2 separate regions of the Homo sapiens genome follow, and region 1 is linked to region 2. Evidence: chromatin contacts called from ENCODE Hi-C or POLR2A ChIA-PET data. All regions are on one chromosome and are shown on one strand. Each heading gives the region's core, a stretch centred on a gene start or an enhancer-like site at or near the end of the contact. The rest is flanking DNA. Distances are from core to core; before and after follow the strand shown. Region 1 overlaps CELSR2 (cadherin EGF LAG seven-pass G-type receptor 2). Region 2 holds the start of AMIGO1 (adhesion molecule with Ig like domain 1).

The links. Hi-C counts contacts between places; a loop is a spot of excess contacts on that map. ChIA-PET counts read pairs that join two places held with the same protein, here RNA polymerase II (POLR2A). Pooled maps may share reads with other maps.
Region 1: a pooled map shows a loop between it and region 2 (2.3-fold over the local background). The contact joins the enhancer-like site here to the promoter of AMIGO1 in region 2. A Hi-C loop is called at or near these places in 10 of 168 maps with a recorded cell type or tissue (CD4-positive, alpha-beta T cell, CD4-positive, alpha-beta memory T cell, CD8-positive, alpha-beta T cell and 7 more), 3 of 37 single-sample maps with no recorded cell type and 13 of 50 pooled maps. POLR2A ChIA-PET finds 5 or more read pairs at or near these places in 3 of 52 experiments (A673, CD4-positive, alpha-beta T cell and PC-9).

What each region holds. Positions count from the first base shown.
Region 1 is chr1:109,262,044-109,265,161 of GRCh38, reverse strand. It overlaps CELSR2 (cadherin EGF LAG seven-pass G-type receptor 2), which reads right to left. Exons shown (of 34, transcript NM_001408.3): 6 at 2,718-2,875; 7 at 2,193-2,356; 8 at 1,895-2,020; 9 at 1,385-1,551; 10 at 797-1,084; 11 at 534-708; 12 at 153-294. Among named protein-coding and RNA genes, the nearest start is that of CELSR2, 14 kb to the right of the region's middle. RefSeq lists silencers at 1-18, 1,397-1,446 and an enhancer at 437-1,419. Within about 2 kb of position 1,631, at least 4 of the 41 ENCODE cell types and tissues checked have a DNase peak (open chromatin) inside an H3K27ac peak, as active enhancers do; they include mammary epithelial cell, where a contact is called at or near this core.
Region 2 is chr1:109,508,161-109,511,487 of GRCh38, reverse strand. AMIGO1 (adhesion molecule with Ig like domain 1) reads left to right here and starts at 1,761. Exons shown (of 2, transcript NM_020703.4): 1 at 1,761-2,068; 2 at 2,489-3,327. The coding sequence starts at 2,576. It overlaps LOC105378893 (a long non-coding RNA gene), which reads left to right. Exons shown (of 3, transcript XR_001738179.2): 3 at 847-886. RefSeq lists silencers at 1,758-1,877, 1,938-2,087, 2,098-2,157.

The sequences.
Region 1 (3,118 bases), core at 382-2,881, 250 kb after region 2:
CTCCCCCTGCCACTCCCACCTAACCTAGGTGAGCCCTATGTGGCCCTTCTGACCCTGGCTGTGGATCAGCCAGGCTTTCGGGGCTCTGAGGGACACACCAGAGAGAAGCAGCAGCCACTGGGACCTGCTGCCACATGCCCTGGTCTGCTTACCTGGTCTCACAGTATGGCCCAAGGTAATTTGGGGGACACTCGCAGGTATAGCCATGGGGGGCACTGGGCTTGCGGGTACACACAGACTGGTGCTCACACGGGTTCAGGTCACACACATTAGTACAGTTGTCACCATAGTAACCTGGGACCAGAAGGACCAGAGAGGCTCATTCCCCCACCCTCCCCTGGCACCATCTTCCATCAAACCCTTCATCTGTTTCTTTCCACATAGCATCCTATCAGCTGGCTATGGCTTTGTTGTGTAGGCAACTAAGACTCAGAGAGGTGGTGTGATGCCCCATGCCCCAGGTCACACAGCAGAGCCAGCATGTGGCCCCAGGCACCTGATAACCTGCCCGTTGCCCTGGATCCTTAGCATACCTGGATCACAGCTGCAGGAATAGCTGTCCCAGTCGTTGCTGCAATAGCTGTTAGCAGGACACGGGTTTGAGTCACAAGGGTCAGGCAGGCTACAGCCTTGCTCCACGTTGATGCTCTCCCCATGGCTGGGATCCAGGCTGTTAACCCCCTCCGGCGTATCGCTCACCCGCACACCCTGGGAGGGACAGGAGCAGTGTTGCCCTCAGTGGAGCGGGGCTGCAGGTGGTGGGGGAGGGGATGGGAGGGCAGGGCAGGACACTCACCTGCAAACAGCCCCGAAAGCCACGGGCCACACCGCCGGCTGGCCCAGGTATTCCGCCCACTGTTATGTTGCTCAGGTGCAGACCATGCAGCCGGGGGCCCAGGTTGCCCTCTGCTCTCTGCTGCCCATAATCGAAGGACAGAATGGCATGGCCGGGCCCCCCGCTGGCTCCCAGTGCCAGCTGTGCATGGTGCCAGTCACCGTCATTGGCCCGGCCTGGCTCCAGACGGAGAGAGGAGGCCTGAAGCCCTGTGCCCTCCACGCTCAGCATCACGTGGCCCTCTCGTAGCTGACACCAGGAGGAAAGAAAACAGGGTCAGCAGACGGCCTTAATCACTGTTCTCCAGCTCACAGTTCCCCTTTCTGGACCATCAAACCCATCCCGCTGCCCAGCTGAGGCCATAGAGAGGAAAGCGTATTTATTTCCCTCAGGCCCAACAGGTGGCAGCATTGACCTTCCCAACGGATCCAGCGGCCTCTATATGTCCCCACCCCTGCCCAGGACCTGCCCAGCCACTTCTGTCCAGCCGCCTAGAGGCTACCAGGGCCCTATGGCCAGGCCAGGGCCAGCCGCCCTTCCATGCATCACCTGTAGGGTGATGGTGCTGCGCCCCCTGGTGATGGCCTGCAGCAGGACACCGTCGGCCTGGCGCGTGCGGAACATGAGGCTGAGGTACCAGGGTTGGGAGATGGGCAGCGAGAGGCCATGCCAGGCCACCAGGCTGCTGCCCAGGAAGTGCTGTGGATTGGCCATTTCTGGGGAGGCAGGAAAAGGCAGACTGTGACGGGTGGAGCCTCAGAGGGCCCTGGGGCTGTGATGCTCAGCGGTGGCGGCTGCACGGGAGGCAGAGCCCACTCCCCTCATCAGCCCCGCCCTCCAAAGTGCGTACCTGCCCTGGGACCGCCCCACGCTGTGCCCAGGCCTGCCTCTGACTGGCCCCTTTGTCTCCTGTGTTGCCCTTTCAGGGCTCTGCCCAGACACGCTTTTCCACCCACAGCCCCGCTCAGCAGAGCCCTGCCCAGTGCCTGCCCCAACCCTGCCAGTTCCCAGACTGTTGATGGCACCCAGGCTGTGGCCTCTAACAGCCGCCCCTCCTACCCTGGGCGCAGCTCTTGCCCCCAAAGCCCAGGGGGCACTCGCAGCTGAACGCGTCCCACTGGTTCACGCAAGTGCCCCCATTGTGGCAAGTGTTGCTGTCACACACGTTCTTCTTGGCAGGGCAGCCTGGAATGGAGAGAAGGCAGCTCAGTGGACCTGAGCTGGGGCTCTAAAGAGAAAGCCTGTGGCAGCAGTTAGAGAGGCCTCTGAGACCCTCCATTCTGGCATCCTCACACCAGGCACAGCCCCTCCTCTCAGCACTGGGATCCCAGCCTGGCTCCACCCCGGGCCCCCATACCAGGCACGGTGCCATTGTTGGCAATGAAGTCAGCCATGTCTATGTGCCGGCTGTCCACCTGCAGGTTCCGCATGCAGCCCACGAACTGCCGCATTCGGACTGGGAAGCTCTCGGGCAGGTCAGGCACCCCGCCTAGTAGCAGGGGCCCCGTCAGATCCAGAGACCTGGGGGAGCAAAGATGGTGGCGGCACAAGGGAGGGCTGGGAGCTTCTGGTCCTCCGCTCGCTCTGCCGCCAGGCCAGAGACACGAACGGCGTAGGCAGGTGTCCAAGAGGCCCTGCAGAGCAGTGCTCAGGAAGGGCGTCACCCCTACCTGGAACTGTTCTTGTCGAACACTCAGCCCCCTCCCCAGACTGCCCCACAGGGCCTTGCTCTGATTCCCCAGTCTTGACCCCATCCCCAGGGCTGAGCAGGGGCTAAGAGAGGCAAAGGGAGAGAGACCCCAAAAGCCCACCCTCTCCACCTTCCCTCCCTGCCTGGCCCTGCCCTCACTTCACCCCATCCCTGGCCCTTTCCCCTGCTCACTTCTTGCTGCCACCCTGGGTGCCCTGGGCAGCACAGGAGTAGTTGCCCAGGACAGATCCGAAGCGCAAGGCCACTCCTGTGTCACAGCCATCCACGGTCACCACAGCCACCTTCTGCTCTGATGGGCCCTGTGGGAGCCCTGTCTGACCCAACAGTGGCTGTGGACAGGAAAGAGCAGAGAAGGGGGACACTGAGTACAGAGCCCACTAGGTTCATGGCCAGCACACACTGGGTGCCTCTGTGTGCACCCACATGCCCAGACACACGTACACACATGCATATACACACACGTGTGCTCACGTGGTTTATGCATGTAACTACCTTCCTCAGTGTCCAAGTTTGCGGCTGCCTAGTGGAACAGAGAGCATCGAGCAGTGCCCAGTGGGGTGGGAATGCCCAGC
Region 2 (3,327 bases), core at 512-3,011:
CAATAAATGTATATTGCTGTAGGAAGTCACTAAGTTTTGGGGTAATGTGATTATGCAGCAATAGATAACTGATGCAATGTGATTTCAAGATTCTTCACACCTTGTCCTCCAAAAAGATTACCCTCCTCATCTTTTCAATGATGCCTGAAATGAACAGAACAGAACATCTTTCTCTTTTTTCTTTCTTTCTTTCTTTCTTTCTTTCTTTCTTTCTTTCTTTCTTTCTTTCTTTTTTTTTTTTTTTTTTGAGACAGGATCTTGCTCTGTCACCCAGGCTGGAATGCAGTGACACAAACATGGCTCACTGCAGCCTTGACCTCCAGGGCTCAAGTGATCCTCCGACCTCAGCCTCTCAAGTAGTGGGCACCACAGGTGCGTGCCACCATGCCTTTTTTTTTTTTAAGAGACAGAGTCTCACCATGTTGCCCAGGCTGCTCTCGAACTCCTGGGTTCAAGCAATCCTCCTGCCGCAGCCTCCCAAAGTGCTGGGATTACAGGTGTGAGCCACTGCACCTTGCAGAAAGACCTTTTCACACTATGCATAAGATTAACACGCTAATACTCCTTGAAGAGATAATATATTCACTAAAATTCATGGTAAAACATGTGACAGATATAAATTCTTTTTAAAACTCTTAGCAAGCTAATCTACTGAGACATTAATTTCAGTCTTGATCTTGCTGTTATAAGAGACTGGAACAAATAAAAAGGTAATTTCTTATGGTCCACCATCTCAAGAACAGCTAACATCTTGAATGATAAGGTCTAGGCTCTTCCTGCATCTCTCTCTTTCCTCACCCCCAAACCCAAACAACATACACTAGTAACAGCTTCTTGTTGTTTCAGGGGCCACCCTAAAGAAGAAACCCCTCCACCTCCACCACTGGCCTTCATCTTGAGGATTAGGTAACAGAGAAACTATGTTGCAATTGCTCCATAAGGGGAGTGGGGAGCTGGCACTGGTTTAGGAAGAAGGCAAGTGGCCAGACCTAAGGGCTGAATGACTTCCTCCGGGCTGGGAAGGGTTTCGGAGTTTCCAGGAATGGAAATTGTCCCTGGCTTGTATGCAGTCCGTGTGTGTGTGTGTGTGTGTGTGTGTGTGTGTGTGTGTGTGTGTAGCAGGTGGAGTGGGGAGAGGTGCATGAGGTGTCTGTAAAGGGGTGTTCTGGGGCCTGGGCTCACCAAACACCCCCTTTCCCCTCACTCCTGCGCAGCTGGCTTGCAGGCTAAGGAGCTGTGCCCTTCAGTGGTACCTCAAGGGTCATGAACTAGTAGCATCAAGACGGGGGTGGGGTGGGGGGAACCCCTCCCCCAATTTTTGAGACCCCACAGCCACAGAGAGAAGGGAGGGGGAACCTCAGAATGTGACTAATGAATTTCCCGCCAACATTGGCAGGCGGGAGCTGAGCCAGATTTCTTCAATTTGCGAAATTAAAAGACATGTGACGCCTCTTGCCCGAGTAGGTGCAGCGAATTCACTTTAGTTAGACTTTTCCTGAGAGCCGGTCTGTGTAGCGAGAAGGGTGCTGGGAGATGGGGGAATGGGGGATGGAGGAAGTTATAGCGGAGCCTAAGGGGCCAGTGCCGCTCTTCCTGCCAATTTTCGTCTTTAGCTCAGCGTCCGGAGCTCGCTGGTTGAGGGAACGACCCCGCGCGCGTCCGCCCGGCCGGCTCCGACACAAACACACGCACGTGCGCCCCGCCCCCGCCGCGCGCACGCGCCCCGAGGCTCCGGCGGCGGCGACGGGCGCGCGCGCGGTGCTCGCTGCCCCCACGCCGCTCCCTCCGCTGGGATCGCTGCGCCTCCGGCTCCCCGCACCGATCCGCGCCAGGCCTGCGGACCTGGAGGCAGCGACCGCGGTCGGTGGGCTCCGGCGGGCTCAGCGGTCGAGGCGGTGGCAGGGTGAGCGGAGCGGGGCCCCGCAAGTCCCCGGGAGGCGACGGTGCCGGGCGCGGGCCCCTGCGTAAGGTGGGCGCAGTGACAGGCCGGCCGGTGAGGCGCCGCCGGGAGAGGCCGCGACGGAGCTCCCAGACCGGCCATGGGCTGAGACACGTCCTCGCCGAGCAGGTGCAGTGACCGGAGGCCCCGGGGGGAGCCCGCCCCTACAGGCCCCGGGGACCCTCAACCCCGACCGGACGCGTCCTACCCAGCCCGGTGCCCTGTTGACCTTCCCTCAGCTCCTCCCAAAAGGCACACCGACCCCACCTCCAAACCCTGCCCGTGCCATCCCTGTGACTCCCAGCAGTCCCTGCCATCCTGTGCATACCTGCAGCCTGCACCCCTGTGACCCCAGCCCAGTAGGCCCTCGGGCCACCTCCTCTTCGGCCGATATTTACAGCCCACTGCCTGCACAGTGCCTGGAAACTACCCAGCATCTCTCTCTCCTAGCCCAAAGGGGGTGGAGGTAAGGGTGGGAGGGGAAGTGGGAGAGGGTGTCCTTCCCTCTGGAGTCCTTGGTGACCACAAACCCATCCTCTTTCTCTCAAGTGACCCTTCCGTACCCCACCAGAACATGCCCGGGTGACCTCCTCCCAGATCTTCCTTGTGGCCTTCCTCGCCCACTCCAGTGACACTATGCACCCCCACCGTGACCCGAGAGGCCTCTGGCTCCTGCTGCCGTCCTTGTCCCTGCTGCTTTTTGAGGTGGCCAGAGCTGGCCGAGCCGTGGTTAGCTGTCCTGCCGCCTGCTTGTGCGCCAGCAACATCCTCAGCTGCTCCAAGCAGCAGCTGCCCAATGTGCCCCATTCCTTGCCCAGTTACACAGCACTACTGGACCTCAGTCACAACAACCTGAGCCGCCTGCGGGCCGAGTGGACCCCCACGCGCCTGACCCAACTGCACTCCCTGCTGCTGAGCCACAACCACCTGAACTTCATCTCCTCTGAGGCCTTTTCCCCGGTACCCAACCTGCGCTACCTGGACCTCTCCTCCAACCAGCTGCGTACACTGGATGAGTTCCTGTTCAGTGACCTGCAAGTACTGGAGGTGCTGCTGCTCTACAATAACCACATCATGGCGGTGGACCGGTGCGCCTTCGATGACATGGCCCAGCTGCAGAAACTCTACTTGAGCCAGAACCAGATCTCTCGCTTCCCTCTGGAACTGGTCAAGGAAGGAGCCAAGCTACCCAAACTAACGCTCCTGGATCTCTCTTCTAACAAGCTGAAGAACTTGCCATTGCCTGACCTGCAGAAGCTGCCGGCCTGGATCAAGAATGGGCTGTACCTACATAACAACCCCCTGAACTGCGACTGTGAGCTCTACCAGCTGTTTTCACACTGGCAGTATCGGCAGCTGAGCTCCGTGATGGACTTTCAAGAGGATCT